2 separate regions of the Mus musculus genome follow, and region 1 is linked to region 2. A link is a loop called in an ENCODE intact Hi-C map of the cell type or tissue named here. Cell type or tissue: left cerebral cortex. All regions are shown on one strand. Each heading gives the region's core, and the rest is flanking DNA. Links, peaks and the distances in the headings are about the cores only. Region 1 overlaps Gm10851 (a long non-coding RNA gene). Region 2 overlaps Gm31990 (a long non-coding RNA gene).

What was found. Peaks named below come from ENCODE experiments on the same cell type or tissue, not always from the same donor. Only the 100,000 strongest peaks of a DNase experiment are listed, where the experiment ranks them.
Region 1: it touches region 2 in a loop (5-fold over the local background); 4 of 42 quality-filtered maps call a loop at or near these places.

What each region holds. Positions count from the first base shown.
Region 1 is chr2:11,524,071-11,534,735 of GRCm38, reverse strand. It overlaps Gm10851 (a long non-coding RNA gene), which reads right to left. Exons shown (of 3, transcript XR_865972.3): 2 at 5,011-5,274; 3 at 4,763-4,892. It also overlaps a transcript of Pfkfb3 not described here. Among named protein-coding and RNA genes, the nearest start is that of Gm10851, 7.8 kb to the right of the region's middle. In left cerebral cortex, for the core only: no CTCF peak of the experiment used is centred there; a DNase peak (open chromatin) is centred at 4,382.
Region 2 is chr2:11,418,398-11,429,062 of GRCm38, reverse strand. It overlaps Gm31990 (a long non-coding RNA gene), which reads left to right. Exons shown (of 3, transcript XR_865971.1): 3 at 6,435-6,536. It also overlaps the pseudogene Gm13296. Among named protein-coding and RNA genes, the nearest start is that of Gm31990, 24 kb to the left of the region's middle. In left cerebral cortex, for the core only: a CTCF peak has its summit at 6,491 (motif pointing right); DNase peaks (open chromatin) are centred at 3,011, 3,429, 4,630, 5,441 and 2 more places.

The DNA.
Region 1 (10,665 bases), core at 1,221-9,220, 110 kb before region 2:
GGTCTTGCTTTTGCCTCGGGGGATATAAACTTATAGGAGCCAAATTTGAGATTCATTACTGAAAAATTATAGGGTTCTGTCCAGGAATCAGATTGAGCTAGAAGTTCACATTCACAGGAGAGAGAGATGGGTGCCTAAAACTCAGTTTTCATCTTGCGTACCCCAAGCCTTTGTGTATCCATAAAAGAATTTATCCTGATAGATAGATAGATAGATAGATAGATGATAGATAGGTAGATAGATAGATGATAGATAGGTAGATGACCTTGCAAAAAGTGATATAGTCTGCAGGGTTCTGCGTCGATTTATCATTTGGTCTGGAAGGTTCGCTCTTTAAGGTGTGTTGCTGCTCTATGTACAGGTGGAAAAGGACTGCCCAGCACTAAGGAAGGATGTCCCATCTCCACCTCACCAGGAAGTATGATCCTGACTATGGGTTTAACAAATACAACGGCATCGTGATATCAGCAGCTGTTCATTGTTTCCTACCCTGTCCCCAGCTTTCTAACCCTTCCCCTCCTCAAAGCAGATTAGATCTGCAGAGCTGTGTCTTATTTTTTTTTATTTTTTTATTTTTATTTTTATTTTTTTGGTTTTTCAAGACAGGGTTTCTCTGTATAGCCCTGGCTGTCCTGGAACTCACTTTGTAGACCAAGCTGGCCTCGAACTCAGAAATCTGCCTGCCTCCGCCTCCCGAGTGCTGGGATTAAAGGCGTGCGCCACCACTGCCCGGCTCAGAGCTGTGTCTTAAGGATGAATTTGACCTGAGTACTTATTACCTAGAAGATAACACAGAGTCTACTTCCCTGAAAAGTCAGGAGAGAGATGCTGGTCTGCATCAGCTCTGTGGTCCCTGGGTTTTGGTTTGGTATTACCCTAGGGATATCTGGGTATGATCGTATATATGTATAATCCTAGCAGGTAGTCAAGAGATCAGGAATTCAAGGCCAGTCTTAGCTTCATAGCAAGTTAGAGACCAGGCTGGGCTACGTGAGATCTTGCCTTTAAAAGATGTACACACACAAATACACAAACAGGCCTGCCCCTGCCCCTACTATCCTACAGGGTAGGTACTAATATCCCTTATTTCAAGAGTCAGAAACAGGAGGATTGCCACGAGTCAAGGGCAGTCTAGGCTACAAACTATGAATTCCAGGCCAGCCTGGGCTGCAGAATGAAGCACGAACTTTCAGAGGTGCTAAATGTTTTAGATAAAAATTTCCTTCTGTGTTTTTCTTTTTGAGTCAGGGCCTCATGTAGCTCAGACTAAGAACCCATCCTGAAACTTTGATATCAAAGTTTTGTTTGTTTGGTGGGTTTTGTTTGTGTTTTGCTTAGAAGGATTTACCCAAGGCAGCATTCACACCTGGTTGCTTCTCTGTAATGAGTGCTGTTTTTTTGTATTTTGTTTTTGTTTTTAGAGTTCCTGAAGTCATGTTGGCCTTAGATGGCCCTTGGGGAGAACACCTTTTGCATTCTTACTCTTGGGCCTGGAAAAGTATAATATGGGTATCCATGGTAACCAGTAGAGCGGCATCTCAGTGAGTGGAAGGCTATAGGTAGCTAAAACGAAGCCACCATGACTCAGTGGGCGTCTCAAAGACTGGCATCATCGCTGAAGAGTAGATCTTCTCTGCTTGAGAGACTTGATTTTAACGGGGGGGGGTGGCATAGGTGACACTGAAGGGAAGAGGGGACCATTGGGATCTGCAGAGGGGCTTACAGATTACATGGAATCTTGCTGGGGAGGTAGCTCAGCTGCTAGAGAACTTGTATGCATGTTCTGGCTACAATGGTAACCCTGGGAGCTACAATGGGTTCCCTGGTGCTACAATGACCTGGGAGTGGTGGTACGGCCGACGTCCCTGGTGCTACATGACCTGGGAGCGGTGGTACATGCCTATAATACCAGGACTCTAGAGGCCAAGGTGTTCAGATCATCCTTAACTCTCTAGGGAGTTTGAGACCAGACAGATGGGAACTGCACCCTGTTTTAGAAGCAAACAGCTAGGTGTGGTGACACATACCTTTAATCCGAGCACTAGGGAGGCAGATACAGGTGGATCCCTGGGAGTTTAAAGCCAGTGTGGTCTACACAGTCCAGCTAAAGCTATACAATTGAGGCAGTGTCTCAAACAATAAACAAAAAAGCCACCTCTCAATATTCACGTTTAAGAAAAAACCCAGATGCTGAGATCTGTCTGAAGAACTGACCAGGAGGGACCAGAAGAGATCAGAAGAGGGACTGTCCTTGCCTGCCTCCCAAATACACACTTATATAAGGTTGTTCTTCTTGTTTTTCTTTCCCTTGCCTGTGTGTTTCTTTAAGGCTTTCCCAGTCTTTTTTTTTTTTTTTTAGGTTTCAGTTCTAGAATGTTGAGATGGAAGGGTTTGTGGTTTTGTGTGAGACCGGATCTTGCTGTGTATCCCAAGCTATGAATCCAGGCAGCCTCACCCTCTCAGTGACTTCTCCCACCTCAGCATCCCGGATGTTAGGATTATAGAAAGGCACCTTTGCACTGGGCTATCTGATTTTGCTCCTAAGCAAAAGAGCCTTGTTTACCAGAGCTCTCGAAATAGATACTTAGTCTCAAGACAGGGTGTGGCATCCCCTAAAAATGGCTGAGCTCAGTTGTCATTCTATCCTTCATGGTTCATTCGATGGCTGGGTGGTCTATTGAAAGTAGCTTTAGCTAGCTACGGTCCAAGTGCTTTCCCTTCTGTTCCTCTAGTTTTTGTTTGAAGGGTGGATGTTTCTTTGAGACATGTCTCATGTAGCTCAGGCTAGACTGGAACTCACTGTTTACTTGGTTGTCTTTAAACTTGTATCAATGCTCCTGCCTTAGCATATTGTTAATTATTTGCTTATTTTTATTTTATATGCATTGGTGTTTTGATTGCATGTATTCTGTGTGAGAGTATCCTGCGACCCTGGAACTAGGGTCACAGACAGTTGTGAGCTGCCATGTGGGTGCTGGGAAATGAACCCAGGTCCTCTGGAAGAGCAGCAAGGGCTCCTAACCACTGAGCCGTCTCTCCAGCCCTGTATTTTTAAAAACTGTTAGCTGAGCATTGTGGCACATCCCTTTGATACCTGCTGTCAGGATGCAGAGGAAGGCAGATCTCTTCAGTATAAGGTCAGCTTGGTTTATATTTGAGTTCTAGGACATCCAGGGCTATATAGAGAGACCCTGTCAATAATAATAATAATAATAATAATAATAGTAGTAGTAGTAGTAGTAGTAGTAGTAGTAGTAGTAGTAGTAGTGTGTGTCTGTGCCTAGGTATCTTTATGGTGTCTTTAGAGGCCAGAAGAGGGCATCAGTTCCCCAGAACTGTAGTGACATGAAAGTTGTCACAAGACCTTTTATTGTTCTTTTTGAGACAGAGCTTCTCTTTCTTTCTCTCTTTCTCTTTCTCTCTCTCTTTCTTTCTTTCTTTCTCTCTTTCTTTCTTTCTTTCTTTCTTTCTTTCTTTCTTTCTTTCTTTCTTTCTTTCTTTCTTCCTTCCTTCCTTCCTTCCTTCCTTCCTTCCTTCCTTTCTTTCTTTCTTTCTTTCTTTCTTTATTTCCTTTTTAAAGATTTGTTTATTGTTATATGTAAGTACACTGTAGCTGTCTTCTGACACACCAGAAGAGGGCGTCAGATCTCTTTAAGGATGGTTGTGAGCCACCATGTAGTTGCAGGGATTAGAAGAGCAGTCAGTGCTCTTAACCGCTGAGCCATCTCTCCAGCCCGGAGCCAGGCTTTCTTGAAACAGGGTTTCTCTGTGTAGCCCTGGCTATGCTGGAACTTGCTCTGTAGACCAGGCTTCTAACTCCGGGATCTGCCAGCCTTGGCATACGCCTGCTGTTTGGTTGGTTGGTTTTGTGGTTTTTTTTGTCTTTTGTTTTGTTTTGTTTGAGACAGGGTCTCTATGTAGCCCTGGAGGTCTTGTAATTATGTGTGTATCCTAGGCTGTCCTAGAACTCACAGTTCATTTGCCACATCCTCTGAGTTTTGATATTAGGGGAATGTGCCAGCCTTATCCTTAACTCATCTTTCTAAGTCTGTTCTTTTTCATACGTGGGTTTGTCATGTACACACATGCAGTACCACACGCATTCATAATAGTAAGCATCTTAGTGGAGGTAGTAATTTGTTATTAGCCAAGATTAGCTCCTCCTATTCAAAGCAGGGATGGGATAGCAGAGAGCAAGCCAGCACTTCCTGAGCTGGAATGCGTGGAAATTGTCAACTATTTCAGTGGCAAATTGTTATGCTATGGATCTGGCTGGAGCCCAGAGTTCTGTAGTTGGAAGGATGACTCAGAAAGCGTGAGCTGGGCACCTTTGCCTCTGTGGCAGTGTCTGAGTCACTGAGGGAAACCCGAAAACCACTAGGTGTCAGGGACAGATGCTGTGCCGTCTGCTGGAACACCGAGGTCCTGGATTTGAGATCGCAAGGAAGTCCCTGCTTGCTCACTCAGTGAAGTCATCGGCACATTTGCTGGGACTGTTCCCATCAAGGAAGTGTGGTAAATTTCCCAACCTTGGCTTGCATCATGGTCCAGATGGCTTCTGTGGCCCACTTCAGCAGAGGGGAAGGGGCTGATGCAGCCAAAAGAATCAAACTTTGCTTCAGGTTGAGGAAGGAGGTAGGCATGGGCTGTGCTTGGAGTAGAAGCAGTTCTGGGCCTTGCTCTCCCTCCCTCCTGCAGGATCAACATCAAGGCTTGAGAAGAAAGTAGGATGCCCACTAATTCCTAAGGCACCAACGTTCTGTGAATCTACAACCGTTGTTTCTTTGAATCCAGGAAGCAAGGGTTCTTTGTTACACCTTTGCAATGATAGTGAGACGCTGAATCCTTAAGTGTTATCTAACAGCTGATAGTGTTGTGTGACAAAACTTTTCCTGGAGAGATAAAACACAGTCATCAACTCACCCCAGAAAGGAAACCCATGACAGACCAAAGTATGGATGCCACCATAGTCCACCCTGGTGAACCAAGAGTTCTATCATGGTTACTTACAGAAGCGTTGGTGAGGGGTTGCTTACAGGAGCAGAAGTTACTCAAAGACAGCTGCATCAACAGAGCCCACCCCAGCTCACAAAGACTGATAGACCTGGAGCACACTGCACAGGCAGCTCAACAGATCAGAGGGTGTCCTTTCCAGGTGCCACGGTTGCTCTAAATCTCCAGGTGTCTGGGCTGGCTTCTGATTCTTCCAGGCAGTAAGTCTGGTCTGGGAGTCTCCTTTGTAGCTCGGCTCTGCTTTCTCTGGCATGGTGGGCCCTAGTGAATCAGGTCAGTTTTCAAGAGTTTTTAATTTGTTTCCCTCTCTGCTTTAAGAGCTCAATGTTTCAATATCAGAGGCAACTGTTAACTCCCAGACCTGTAATCTCATCATGCAAGAGGCAGAGACAGGAGAAACTCAAGAACAGGCTTGGTTTTACATCTTACTCAAAGCCAATTTGGGTATGACTTTATTGCCAGTGTTTGGGAGGCAGAGGCAGATGTGAGGCTAGCCTGGTCTCTAGCAAGTTCCAGGCTAGTCAGAACTACAGAGTGAGACCCCGTATCATGAACAAATAAAAAACAAAAACTCCAACAAAACCAGGGCTGGGGATATAGCTCCGTTGGTAGAGTCTTTAAAAAACAAGCACGAAGCTTTGGGTTCTATTTCCAGCAGTAAAGTGAGCAAAGCAACCGGGGACTGTATCTAAGAGTCAGGATGTGGAGGTGATACGACCAGAAGCTCAGGGTCAGCGTTGTCTATAACGTGAGTTTGAGGCCAGCCTGGCTACATGAGATACTGTTCTCTCATAAAAAAGAAAGAAAGAAAGAAAGGAAGAAAGAAAGAAAGGAAGGAAGGAAGGAAGGAAGGAAGGAAGGAAGGAAGGAAGGAAGGAAGAGAAAGAAAGAAAAAAGAAAACAAACTGTGTATGGGAGGGAGGCGGGGCTGGGTGTAGTTGGAGTTATCCTTGAGAAGACCTGCCCTGACCTACCACAGGGCCTCAGGCCTTTCTCCTCTCCTCTCTTTCTGGCCTGGAGAAGCACTCTGACATCCCAGATGACCCTTCGAGATAAAGAGAAACTTGTGAAGTTCCAAGGGATTTACTGATAAAGCGTCTTATCTCAGTGTGGCTTCTACTGGAAGCTGCAGGTCTGAGAAAGCCAAGCACCTTCAGTGCCTCTCTTTTATCCCTTGCATCCCGAGGTCTCCCAGGTTAGCTCATCCTGGATGTGGGTGATGTGACTCTCCCCTTCTGTGTTTACATCATCCAGGTGTTTCCCTAGTGAAACATCTGGATGTCCCAGTGCCATGCCCTGTCACCAGCAGACCTGACAGAGCCTCTGCCAACAGGTTTCTCAGTTCCCTCAAGACACCCAGGAGTCAGTGGGAATGGGTTCCTTTGTGGTCAAGTCCTGAGAAACCCAATTTCCAGCACACTGAATGGGAGCATACACCATGGGTCACCTGTTCAGACATCAAACCATTAGCAACTCTTTTAAAGTCTCCTTGTAACCTGTGGGGAACAGAATGAAAACACTCATTCATCCAAAAAAGCTGAGGTGGGGGCTGGGAGAGAGATAACTCACTTTGTATCTGTCTAGTTAGCTGTGAGTTCCATACCCAGCATTGAATAAACATGTCTATGACCTCAGCACTTGGAAAGTAGAGGCAGGAGGATCAATGTTTAAGGTTAGGGTCTTAGTCACTGTTCTACTGCTGTGAAGAGACACCATGACCAAGGCTTTGGTTTTTCGAGACAGGGTTTCTCTGTATAGCCCTGGCTGTCCTGGAACTCACTCTGTAGACCAGGCTGGCCTTGAACTCAGAAATCCGCCTGCCTCTGCCTCCCAAGTGCTGGGATCAAAGGCGTGCACCACCACCACTCGGCGGCAACTCTTTATTTTATTTTACTTTTTGCTATTTTTTTTTATTGAATATTTTCTTTATTTGCATTTCAAATGTTTTTCCCTTTCCATGTGTCCCCTTCAGAACCTCCCTATTCCATCCCCCATTCCCCTGCCTCTATGAGGGTGCTCCCCTACTCACCCACTCCCATCTTTTCTTCCTGCCATTCTACACTGGGGCATCAAACACCCTCAGGCCCAAGGGCCTCTCCTCCCACTGATGTCCAACAAGGCCATCCATCTTCTGCCACATATGTGGCTGGAACCAAGGGTCCTTCCATGTATATTCTTTGGTTGGTGGTCCAGTCCCAGGGAGCTCCAGTGGGGGGGGGGGTCTGGCTGGTTGACACTGTTGCTCCCCCTACGGGGCTGCAAACCCCCTCAGCTCCTTCAGTTCCTTCTTTAACTCCTCCGTCAGGGACCCCCATACAAAGTCCAATGGTTGGCTGCAAGCATCCCCCTCTGTATTTGTCAGGCTCTGGCAGAGCCTCTCAGGAGACAGCCATATTAGGCTCCTGTCAGCAAGTACTTCCCAGCATCCACAATAGTGTCTGGGTTTGGTGTCTGTATATGGGATGGATTCCCCAGGTGGGGCAGTCTCTGGATGGCCTTTCCTTCAGTCTCTGCTCCACACTCCATATTTCCTCCTGTGAGTATTTGTTCCCCCTTTATTTATTTTTTTTAAAAAGCATTTAACTGGGGACTTGCTTACAGTTTCAGAAGTTTAACTCATTATCCTCATGGCAGGGAGCGTGGCAGTACATGGGGAGCTGGAGCAGTACCGGAGTATCCTGATCCACAAGCAGACAGACAGACAGACAGACAGACAGGCACTGGGCTTGGCATAGGCTTTTGAAACTTCGGAGTTCCCGAAGTCCAAGCTTCCTAAGACCATTTTCAGCCCTATCCCCTCCTTCTCTTCCTGTCTCCCTGGGCCTAGGTTAGGCATTTAAGGTCTGGGAGCCTGAGCTGGAATGATTGTGAGTTCAACTCCAGCCTGGGCTTCAAAGTGAGGCTTTTTTTTTTAAAGAGAAAGAAAGAAAGAAAGAGAGAGAGAGAGAGAGAGAGAGAGAGAGAGAGAGAGAGAGAGAAAGAAAGAAAGAAAGAAAGAAAGAAAGAAAGAAAGAAAGAAAGAAAGAAAGAAAGAAAATCAGTGTGGAGACAGCCAAACACAGATACTTTAAAAAGGAAATTTATAAGCTAAGATTTGGTGACATAAAGGAAGTTACAGAAAAAGTTAGCCTCAGATGTGACCAGGTTGACCTTTCTCTGAAGCTCCCGTATTTCTAGTGACCTCTGTTATCTTCATATGCTCATTCGAAACCTGAAACGTTCGTGTGGTTCATGCTGGTCTAACACATCTCAGTCAGATCCTTTTACTGACCTAGGCCTGTTTACAAGAAGAAACTGACACTTCGCTGACCGGCCCGCCAGCCAGCCCATCTCCCTTTAACTTGTTTCTTAATCCAGCCTCAGAGTTCTTAGAAATGTCATTGGTCAGTAAACAATAAACAAGTCCATTTCCCTCTGCCTCACAATGTTGGGTGCACCTGGCTGAGGACATCATACCACACAGGCAGGGGCCACCGGCATCCAGCTCAGGTTCTGCTGGATAAGCCTGGGATCCTCTCCCGGGTCCATTGGCCTAGAGCTGTCCTGGACTTGCCAGCTAAGGCCCTGGCCTTGTTGGGCTTGTTTTTTAACCTAGGATGTTGGATGCCCTGCTGACTTGGACAAGAGCAGAAGCCTGAAGCTGGATGTGGTGGCTCAGGCGTGTGATCCACACTTGGGACTCAGGCAGGAAACCTGCTGTGAGTTCAAGGTCAGTCTGCAACAAAGTGACATTCTGTCTCAGTTCGTTCCAAAATAAACAAGAAAACAACAAACAAATCAAGGATAAAAGCAAACAGCAACAAAGAAACAAATAGAAATGAGACAGGGCCTGGTGGTGTCTTCCTGCAATCCTGACGGTGGGAAGTGGAAGCAGGGGGGTTAGGAATTTGAGGATAACCTTGGCTCAGCATCTCTGTGTGCTCTGTGCACACACCAGCTGCATCTCTTTTGTTTCTAGGCATAATATAAACGAGTATCTAGAGAGGAGAGAAATACAAGCTGTTCTTTTTTTTTTTTTTTTTTTTTTGGTTTTTTTCAAGACAGGATTTCTCTGTGTAGCCCTAGCTGTCCTGGAACTCACTTTGTAGACCAGGCTGGCCTCGAACTCAGAAATCCGCCTGCCTCTGCCTCCCAAGTGCTGGGATTAAAGGCGTGCGCCACCACCGACCAGCCTACAAGCTGTTCTTTACATGGTTATAATTCCTAGAAAATAGAGGCATTTCATTCCCTAGCCGCCAACCCCCCCCCCCCTTTCTGGTTTAGGACAGTTTCTTTTTTCTCATTCTTCATTGGTTCTATGATAATTTTACACATACAATTTTGATCATATTCACCCTTCCCTACTCCTCTCAGATCCACCCATATCTCTCTTACTCATCCATCCAACTTTGTATCCTCTGTCTCTCCTCCTCCCCTTCCCCTCCCCTCTACTTCCCCTCCCCTTCCCCTCCCTTCCCCTCCTCTCCTCTCCTCCCCATCCCCTTCCCCCTCCCTCCCCCTCCTCCTCCCCTCCCTCTCCAAACACATTGAGTATAGCTGCCACTACCCATGTTCTCTTGCATACATAGCCTTCCACTGGAGCATGGTTGACCATCCAGGAGCCCTGCACTCAAAGAAAATGAACTTTCCCTCTCCCGCAGCTACCGTTTGTCCAGTAGATCTTTATCTGGGGGTTTGATTACACGCCCCCATTCTTTCTACATGCTGGGGAAGCTGGGCTTGAGCTTGTGCAGGTCTTATGCAAGCCGTCTCAACTACTGTAAAGTTGTATGTGCAATTGCCCCTGCTGTGTCCCACAGCCACTTTCCTGGTAGTCAACAGCTGCCTCTGGCTCACACAGCCTTTCTCACCCCTGTTTTGCAATTGTCCCCAACCCTTGGGAGGCGGTGAATGATGAGACATTTAGGGGTGAGCAGCCTATAGTCTCCTATTACCTGAACCTAAGAAGCCTCTGACGGCAGTTGGGAGATGGTTATCTATGAGAATAAGGATGCCTAATTAGGGATTGGTTTAATACTATGCCTGTTTACCAGAATTCTCCCCAGGGGCCTGGGACCTGTCTAGCCATAGGTTCTTTGACCCGATAACAGTGCCAGATACAGGTTTTATATTGTAGATCAGTCTAGACAGGATTTCTCTCTGTGGCTCAGGTTGGTCTTGAGCTCATGGCAGAACTCCTGCCTCAGCCTCCCAAGTGCAAGATGACATTGGTGAGCCACTGCACGAGATTCTATCTCGCAGTCATAGTACATCCATATGCGGTGTTAACCCCGTCTCCATCACAACAATTTCAGCCACTTCCAGTTGCTATGCCCACATCCCATGTGCCTAGAGTCGCCTACAATTGTTGCAATTGAAGAGGGGACTGAGTACTGAATGCGGGAACTCCCTCAAGTGCAGAGGAATGCTAGTGTGGTTGGCATCGTCTTATTTTAGGGATGCGAACATGCCTAATAACTTAGTGATAGGGAGATGGTGGCAGAAAGAGCTGTAGGAGGGCAGTGCCAGCCAGCCTTGTCCTTTCTTTAAGAAAAACAAAGACAACCTAGCTTTCTGATGTGCATCAGTGAGATTTGTTCCCTTTTGTGCTCAAACACTCCCGTCTATAAGAGAAGGAGCTAAGGGAAGGAAATGCTGGGAAGTCCCTAGTAA
Region 2 (10,665 bases), core at 818-8,817:
CATGGGTTGGAAGTATAGCTAAGGCATAACTTAGAAAAGGTATATTTAATAAAAGTGCTACACTTTAAGCGACAAATGGACAAATGGTTGACAATCTCAATCTGGTCATAATGGTGTCCGCCTCTAACCCAGCACTGCAGAGGCAGGGGTGAGTGGATTGAGCTTTTGAGGCCAGCAAGGGCGACAATGCCAAGTTCCAAGGCAGTCTGAGATAAGGTAATGAGATTTGTCCCAAAAACCAAGGGCTGGCAAGGTGTGGTGGTGTGTGCCTTTAATCTTGGCTGGAGCTCAAGGACACAAAAAGTTTACAAGGTCTACAAAAAGTTTAAGGCAATGAGTACTAAACATGAGTGCTTAGCATAAGTGAGCTGCTAGTCTAACTATCAACACCGCCCCACCCCCAATCAAGACCAAAACAAACACCTAACCCCCCAGGATGGTGATGTAGAAGATCACACAGCCTCACATGTATGTAGGCCCCAGATTGCACTGGGGAAACATTTCATGTGTAGGCACGGATATTTGAGAGTCTAGTAGGACAGTAACAGTTAAGTGCACACATCACCTATGAGCATCTCACTTGACTTCTGCTGATGAAAGCTTGGCTCTTTCAGAGCAGCAGCCTTAGCTGAGAACCTGCAGATTGGCAGGGCTAAATAGCCTCTTATAGATAAGACTACCAGCATAATTATTATTAATTTAAAGTATAACTTTAGGTTGTTTATTTTCTACTTCTCAAATGTACATTGGTGTTCTGCCTGCATGTATATCTGTGTGAGGGGGTCAGATTCTGCATTACAGACAGTTGTGAGCTATCATGTGGGGGCTGGGATTTGAACCAGAGTCCTCTGGAAGAAGAGTCAGTGCTCTTAACCACTCAGCCATCGCTCTAGCCCCCAGGTTGTTTATTATTCATTCTCTGTCTTTCTGTCTCTCTCTGTCTCTCTCTCCCCCTTCCCCCTTCCTCTCTCTCTGTCTTTCTCTGTCTCTCTCTTTCTCCCTGCTCCCCCCCCCCATCTCCCTACATATATGTAGTATCCACAGGCCAGAGGAAAGCAAAGATCCCCTGCAACTAGGAGACTGACCTTGTTTTATATGTACTCTCTATGTGTTCTGGTGTACCCATGCGTAGTTCTATGCAGCTTTACCATGGAGAGATTTTCCCAGCAACTCTCAGATCAAAGCCCAGAGTTTCCATATCCCTGTTAGACTCACTCATCAATCCTCCCAGAGGCTGTGCCTCCTCTCTCCCCAGCTCCTGGCAGCCGCCACTTGCTCCATAGCGCTACAATGTTTCATACTACACGGTATGGCACCATAGGAGAACAGAGCAAGAGTAGGTTTCCTTCTGAGATTCATCCAAGTTGCTGCGTGTATTTGTTGTTGTTTTTTAAGCTGGTGGGTAGGAGGTATCCCCTAACATATGCCAGTTTATTTTAATCTCTTCACTCCGAGGGACATTTGGGTGGACTCCAGTTTGAAGCTAATTATGAATAAAATTGTTATCTACCTGGCAATTTAAAAGATAATGCCGCTATTGACCTGCAGACCAAAGGCTTGCTGAGGGCAGAGAGCATTTCTGACCTCTAAGTGCTTAGCCTAGAGTTTTCACAAAGCTATGGAGGAGAGGTTTGAGTAAGTGGATGCAAGACACCATTGCAGGGCATGGTAAAATGCCAGGGCTAAAATCAGTTTCATAAATTGGACAGATTTGAACCCAAGACCTGACTTTATCTGGGAGAACCAAGACAGGCATGTTCTGGAAAGTTCCTCACCAGTCAAAGGAAAGTGAGTAGCAAAACTCCCGTTCCAGGGCCGGGGTGTGAATTAAAGGAGTTAGCATGTGAAGTCTCAATGCAGTCTGGCGTTAGCCATCGATAATTAATTTCTGTTACTATTGCTATTAGTGGATCACTAATCTGTATACATCATATCAAGATGGTAACAATAGGGTAACTGATAACTTTTTTATTCTTAATTTTTTAGTATGTACTTATTTTGATTTTGTGTGGTGTTGCCCATGTGTGGGCACACACACGTATGTGTGGGTGAGCACGGTGCTATGCCTGACGTTGACATCGTGAGTCTTCCTCAGTTGTTCTCCGTCTGAATTCTTGAGGCAGGATGCACCTCCACAGCTGGGGTTACAGAAGTGCAAAGCTACCACAGCAGGTTTTGATGTGGATGTTGGGATGGGAACTCAGATCTTTTTGTGCTCAGCAAGCACTGAGTCATCTCCCTAGCCCCTGTTGATTTTATCCTTAAGTACTTTCCCCTTTTAAATGAAGGTATATACACCACTATAAAGCCTATATTTATGTGTATTTGGATTTTGTATTCATGTCTATGTGAACAGCTACCATTTCTTTTTCACTTTCTCTCTCCTTTTCTTTTTTCTTTTTTCTTTTTTTTTTGAGACAAAGTCTTACATAACCTCGGCTGGCCTCACACTTACTACGTAGCAAGGGTGACCCTTGAACTTGTGGTCTGCTTGCCTCCACCTCCAGCTACTGCAATTACAGGCACACACAGGTTTCTCAGTGCTATGTAGTGCTAGGGATCAAACCCGAAGCTTGTGTGCAGCAGACAAGTATCCTATACTACTCTGCAATCCTATACAAGCTATCTATATCCCCAGCCCACATTTAACTTCCTGATCTGCCTTCTTGTAAAAATAATAGTTCTAGCTTAATGTTATGCTGTTGTGAATGCATGCATATATGGGATATTTGCATTTCAAAATATTGAGAATTTAGAAGGACTGAAATGTCCTTTTCTGCACAGCCATTCCTGGGTGTTTCCATTAGCTTGGGGAAATGGCATCTGTTTTTAAACAATGGGCTTAGCAGAGTTTATTTTTTTCTTTTTTCCTAGCATTCTATTTTGGCAATAGGACTCTGGTTCATTTCCCCACAAGATTGGTTGGAAGGGAGGAAAGCTCTCTTTTCCCTGGCTTGCTGGCCCGCATGCCTAGGGTCACGTTTGGGGTTGGGGGAGTGCCTCCCCAGTGACCTCCTGGAATGTCAGAGCTCTGACTCACAGAGAGCCTCCCACCAGTCAGCTTGAGGCAGCAATTAGAAACTAACCATTAACCAACTCCTGTGGATGACAGGAGCTGAGCAAAGTTTCCAGCTGTTTGACAGGACCTGTGATATTTAGCAGTACATAAATGAAGTCACCAGCTGTGACATCTCTGGGTGCTTCTTCAGGGGAGGCGCTGGCTTTCTTATGATAAATTACACACTTTGCCTGACCCTGGAAAGATGAGTGTGTGCAGAAAAGGCTGATAAGGACTGGTGTCTGGGAGGGATCTAGGCTTTGCAGATGGCTATAAAAGCCACCAGTAACCAGATAGGATAGGCTACAGGTTCCAGAGCCTTCCCATATGGCCCACCATCGCCCAGAAGCTCACAGGGTAGCTGCATCTGACTAATTTACTTCACACTGGGATTTCTTTGCTCAGCTGCCTCGGGCATTTAAAATACCCAGCTCTGGAGACATCCCACTCATGAACTGAGCCCCACTTCTGCTGTCACTTCCTCCATAGTAACTTTCCTCTCTCTCTCTCTCTCTCTCTCTCTCTCTCTCTCTCTCTCTCTCTCTCTCTCTCTCTTAAAGCCAGGTGATGGTGGTGCACACTTTAACATTTTTTTTTAAGATTTATTTATTTTATGTATGTGAGTACACTATCGCTGTCTTTAGTCACACCAGATCCCATTACAGAGAGTTGTAAGCCACCATGTGGTTGCTGGGAATTGAACTCAGGACCTCTGGAAGAGCAGCCAGTGCTCTTAACCACTGAGCCATCTCTCCAGCCCCCTAGTAACTCTCTTGTCACTACCAGATGGAAACACTCGGTTTTACTCACCTGAGGTGAATCTAGTATGCTATATGCAGTAGTTGCTATGATATTTTGTTTTGATTTGCATTCCATACATCTGTCTCTCATAACTGATACCATCAGATGGCAAAGCTGGCTTGGGTTCTGTCCCTAGAAAATGTGTGTGGTCCCAAATCAATAGCAGAAGGGCCAACAGATATTTGTCACCTTATCTGAAGGTAGGGAGGGCATGGGAGTAGGAGCATAGGGTAGCTGGTCACACTGGGTACACAGTCAGGAAGCAGAGATCCACGAATATAGTGATCAGCTAACTTTCTTTGTATTTATTCTGAGACCACCAGCTCATGGGTTGATGCTACATACCTACATTTAGGGTGGGTCCTCTCACCTCAGGTAACCCAGTTCAGAAATCACCACTGACATGCCCACACGTGGTGATTCAAAATCCTATTGAGCCAGGCGTGGTGGCGCACACTTTTAATCCCAGCACTTGGGAGGCAGAGACAGGCAGATTTCTGAGTTCGAGGCCAGCCTGGTCTACAGAGTGAGTTCCAGGACAGCTGGGGCTACACAAAGAAACCCTGTCTCGAAAAACCAAAAAAAAAAAAAATACTATTGAGATGATAAGTCGCATTAATTGCCAAGGATGGGCCATGACAACTGTCTGGAATGCTCACCAGCATCTTTGAGATCCTCTTCTGGCTGTACAGTTATTTCCTCACATCCTCTGTGATAATTGTGACTGTGGCATCTATTCCTGGCAGATGGAGTGTGTTTGTATCACTCCTAGTCACTCTAGAACAACTTGCTATACTTGAGTCTCACCCCCTCCTACACCGGCTCTCAGAATGGAAAAGACCACGAGGCTCTTGGGAGGAGACAGAGCCACAGATAGAAGTCAGAGGTCAGAATCGCTGTCTGAGTAGGCTAGCTGTGCTCAGATGAAGGCTTGTCTCTTAGGTGGTTCTAGATCCTGTTAAGTTGCCAACCATCACAGATCCTTACCAGAGGCAAGCGCCCATCACCTGATGGGACAGACTACAGGAGCCTCCAGCAAAGACCCACTTGTCCTTTTCTCTCACACAAATAATCAGGCTTTTATAATGTCTACTAATCCTAAGAACATTAGGATTTTGTAACATCTACCATTACCAAGAACATAAAAATTAAGTAACGAACCCTAGACAACTCCGCAGGCATCTACTCAAAAGGGGGAAAAATTCCCAAAGTAAGCGAATGACTTGGCAAAATCATCTTTTATTCTGTTGTTACCAAACTTACGGGCTTGGTTCAATCATATGCGTGTGAAACATCCCATTTTTCTATGTCTGAATGCATACATATGTGTTCATTCCATTTTTCTGCGTGTCCTTATCTCTTTTTCCCCCTCCAGCCTAAAGATTGCTTTATTTTTATTTATTTATTTTTTTGATTAGTAGGCATTAAGTAGAGGTAGCCAGCTGCCTTCCAGATGTCCTGCCTTCTTGATGTTCCCACAAGGACACAGGCTTTGAAAAAGTAAAGCTAAAGAAACTTTTATTCTGTTTTATGAGCTGCTCTGTCATGTCACCCACCCACACATACACACAGCTCCCACATGGAAAGGCACAGAATAGTCTTCAGGCAGAATGAATGGTGCAGGAGAATATGGAGCACAGCGGGAAGTGGGAGCTAAACTTCCTAGCCGTGCAAAAGCTGTCAGTACCAAATATCCCAACTGGAGACACCACAGTCTGACCCTGATCAAATGGATCCAGGGCTGAGGAAGTAGCTCAAGAACACTTGTCTTCTAAGTGTGGGGACCTGGGATGGATTCCCCAGAATCTTTGTAAAAAAATAAGAATGGAGTCCATGCTAATCCCAGTGAAAACTAGAGATTTGTGAACCCCTGGGTTCACTGGCACCAACTTATCAGTGGATTAACTCACGATCCATCTGAGGCTTAGTGGCCCATCAGGCTGGCAGAGGGGCGGAGCTGGCTGGAGGAAGAAGGCTACAGAACCGTTGCCTCCAGAGATTGATCTTGTCCTTGAGACCCTCTCTCTGTCTCTCTGCTTCCTGGCCAGTTTGTGGTTTTGAAAGGTGAGCTCTTAGATACTCTTGCTACTATGCTCTTGCTTCACCATCATGAACTCTAACCCTTTGAAACCATAAGCCCATTTCTTTTTCCTTCTCTAAGTTGCCCTGGTCACAATGTCTTATCACAGCAGTAGAAACCCTAGATAATACAGCACACATCAGATTCTTTAAGCTTGAATAATGTCTTGCTGCACATTATGTGCCCCGTTTTGCTTAACCTCTCATTCATTAGCAGGCATCTGGGCTGTTTCTACTTTAAGGCGATGGTGAACAATGCCATGAACTATACAGAAGGATTACAGTTCCTGCCTTTATTTGTCAGTTTTGGGTAATAAACCTAGAAGCGGGATAGACGGATCAAATACTAATTTGGTGTTTTTATTTTGAGGAACTGGCAAACTATACTCTGAGAGCAGATATCATGTTTTAAATCTATCATCCCCTGCTGATCACCCCTGTGCCTGTTCTAAGTTCTTTTAAAAGTCATTTACAGATTTATTTTTTGTGTGTACAGGTGTTATGACTGCATGCATGTTTGCGCATCATGTGTGGTGCAGTACCTGCAGAGGCCAGAAGAGGGATTCCAGATGTCCTGGGGCTGGAGTTTATGGTTGTGAGCTGCCAGGTGGATACTGGGATTTGAACCTGAGACTTAACCACGGAGCCATCTCTCTATCATCTCTTTACTTTTAATCTATTAACATTTTTTGTTTTGCTTTACTTTTATCTGTTGTTTGTTTGTTTTGAGACACACGATCTCACTATGGGGCTTCTGCTGGCCTGGAGCTCACCATGCAGGCCAGGGCAGCCCTGAACTCATTCACTTGTCACCGCCTCCCAAGTGCTGGGGTTAAAAGAGCGTGCACCATCATGCTTGGCTCTTTTTTAAATTTTAATTTGGCTTTCAGTTAGACAGTAGCTGAGAAGAGGCGGGGACCAGTAAGAACAGGAGGGGACAAAAGGAGATAATGGGATGCAGATGTGATCGAAATTAGATACATGTGACAATGTCATGATGAAATCCATTATTAGGCAACTAACATACGCTAATACAAACAATATAAAATAAGACTTTGAGACTACAGCATACACTGCAAGTTTACTTTCAGATAACATCCTGCCACTTCACAGGCAGAACAAGTACTTTATCCACACAGAATTTCTTGTGTCTGTCTTCCATCCCTTATATCACCACCATTGCTAATTTCCCTGGTCCATCAGATCCATAGATAAGCAAAATAAAAGATTTTATTTACCTGCATTTATCCCTTCTCCAGTATTCTTCATTTCTTTACATACAGTGAGCTTCTTTTCTTTTTTAAAGCAGTATTTAAAATTTATTTTATGTGTATGAGAGTTATGCCTGCAAATATGTATGTGTACAATGTGCGTATCCAGTGCCTTTGAAAGGCATTGGATCCCTTGGAATTGGAATTACTGACAGTTGTCAACTGCCATGTGGGTGCAGGGAATCGAACCTAGGTCTTGGAAGGGTGTGTGCAAAAACCAAAAACCAAAACAAAATCTCAAGTACCCTTCATCATTAGGCAATATCTTCAGGACTCTTAAGTTTTCAGATCATAGCATTTCTACCTCTGGCTAGCTCTCTTTAACACTCCATGAAAGGCCGTTCTCCTGAGGATGCATTTCTCCAGTGTTTCTCTGAGAAAGCCATGTTTTTTGGGGGAGAGAAGTGGGGGGGGGGTTGCAGCAAACTTTATTGATGGTATTCAAGAGAGTAGGGAGGGCTCCCCAGGCCCCTCCTGTTATTATGAGGGTCTAGGATGGAAATTGTGGGGGAGATGCTCAGTGTTGGGGGCCGAGTTGGGACAGGGACTCCTCAGCAACTGAGGGCCTCTCTCTTGCTCTCAGTGTCCTTGCTGGGGTGGGTGGTCCAGTGTTTCTCACTCCTTGGAGGCCATGTAGACCATGAGGTTGGTTGTACACCACCCTGTTGCTGTAGCTGCATTCATTGTCATACCAGGAAATGAGCTTTACAAAGCTGTCATTGAGAGCAATGCCAGCCCCAGCATCAAAGGTGGAAGAGTGGGAGTTGCTGTTGAAGTCTCAGAAGACAACCTGGTCCTCAATGTAGCCCAGGATGCCCTTCAGTGGGCCCTCAGATGCCTCCTTCAGTACGTTCTTGATGTCATCATACTTGGCAGATTTCTCCATGCGGCATGTCAAATCCACAACGGATACATTGGGGGTAGGAACATGGAAGGCCATGCCAGCGAGCTTCCTGTTCAGCTCTGGGATGACCTTGCCCACAGCCTTGGCAGCACTAGTGGATGCAGGGATGATGCTCTTGGCAGTGCCATGGCCATCAAGGCACAGCTTTCCAGAGGAGCCAGCCAGCCACAGTCTTCTGAGTGGCAGCGATAACATGAACTGTGGTCATGAGCCCTTTCATGATGCCAAAGTTGTTATGGATGACCTTGGCTGGGGGGCTAAATAGTTGGTGGTGCAGGATGCATTTCTGACAATCTTGAGTGAGTTGTCATATTTCTCATGGTTCACACCCACCACAAACATGGGGGCATTGGCAGAAGGGGCAGAGATGATGATCCTTTAGTCCCCACCCTTCAAGTGGGCCCCAGCTTTCTCCATGGTGGTGAAGACACCAGTAGACTCCACTACATACTTAGCACCAGCATCACCCCATTTGATGTTAGAGGGTCTTGCTCCTGGAAGATGGTGATGGGTTTCCCATTGATGACAAGCTTCCCATTCTCAGCCTTGACTGTGCTGTTGAGTTTGCCATGGGTAGAGCCATACTGCTACATGTAGACCATATAATTGACGTCAATGAAGGGGTTGTTGATAGCAACAATCTCCACTTTGCCAGCTGCAGGGCAGAAGGCAGCCCTGGTAACCAGGTGCCCAATACTGCCAAGTCCACTCACACCGATTTTCACCATCTTGTCTATGGGACGAGACTGGCACTGCACCAGATGCAGCCATCTCTGAAACAGGGAGGAGCAGAGAGTTGATGTACTGGCTAGTTTTGTGTCAACTTGACACAGCTGGAGTTATCACAGAGAAAGGAGCTTCAGTTGAGGAAATGCCTCCATGAGATCCAACTGTAAGGCATTTCCTCAATTAGTGATCAAGGGGGAAAGGCCCCTTGTGGGTGGGACCATCCCTGGGCTGGTAGTCTTGGTTCTATAAGAGAGCAGACTGAGCAAGCCAGGAGAAGCAAGCCAGTAAAGAACATCCCTCCACGGCTTCTGTATCAGCTCCTGCTTTCTGACCTGCTTGAATTCCAGTCCTGACTTCCTTGGTGATGAGCAGCAGTATAGAAGTGTAAGCCGAATAAACCCTTTCCTTCCCAACTTGATTCTTGGTCATGATGTTTGTGCAGGAATAGAAACCCTGACTAAGACCGTCGACTTGCATAAAATTATGCCCTCCATCATGAAAGGCTCCTCTCTCATGCTCATTGGCTAAAGTAGATACGCAGAAAAATGGAGGAAGTGCTGGTTCACATTACCAACACACACAGAAACTGTGAATAACAGCTGAGATGCAATGAAATATCACTTCACAAAACATCAAAAGTCCCACTTTTTAGAACTGGATTGAGAGCTTCGGTGGTTAAGAGTACCAGCTCTTCTTCCATAGGGTCCCGGTTTGCATCCCAGCACCCACATGGCAGCTCACAATCATCTGTAATTCCAGTCTTGGGGAATCCAGTGACTTCTTCTGGTCTCCACAGGACCAGCCATGCACGTAGTGTATATACATACATGTAGGTAAAGCACTCGTACACAAACCTCCCACTTTCTAAGTATGCCTAGGCAAGCCTGATCAGTGTAGGAAATCCAAGTCTTTCCTCAAGATTCTGTTGCTGGGGCTGGGACTGGGTAGCTCAGTTGGTAGAGTGTTCAACATGCATGAGGCCCTGGGTTCTGGCCCCACTACTACATAAACCAGTTGTACTACATGCCTGTAGTCCCAGCACTCAAGAGGTGGAGGCAGAAGAATATGAAGTTCAAGGTCAACCTCAGCTACATAGTGAGTTCAAGACCAGCTTGGGACACTTGAGACCCTGTCTTAAAAGAAGAAGAGAAAGAAGGGGAGAAGTGTAGTTGGGGGGGGGGATAAGGGAGACAAGGGAGACGAAGAGGAGGAGAAAAGGAAAACTGAAATGAATTGAAAATTAAAAGGTTATGTTGTTATTTCCATTGATTGTGAGCGTGCACAGATGAGTCTGAGTTTAATTTCCCCTTATTTTTGTTTTCTTTACAACTAGGTCTTAGAGTTTGTATGTGTGTGTGTGAGAGAGAGAGAGAGAGCGAGAGAGAGAAAGAGAGAGGGGAGAGAGAGAGAGAGAGAGAGAGAGAGAGAGAGAGGGAGAGAGAGAGGAATAACTTCAAAGAAGATTCAAACAATACTTGCAGATACAGCTTGAAGTTAGGTGTACTTTAAAAAGGACAAAGACAGGGCTGAGGATGGCCTGGCAGTCGAGAGCACACAGTCCTCTTGCAAAGGTCCACAGGCTGTGTGTCCAGCACCCACACCAGTTGACTCACAGCAGCCAGTAACCCCAGCTCCAAGGGACCCAGTGCCCCCCTCTGCCTTCTGTGGAGCATCTGCATGCATGTTCACATGCCCCACATATGAACACGACACACATATGAACATACAGACACATGAGTACAAATTTTAAAATAAAACTTTCGTTTAAAAAAGAAGGAAAAGGACAACTGAAAGAATTTATCCCGCACATATGTAGCAGATGT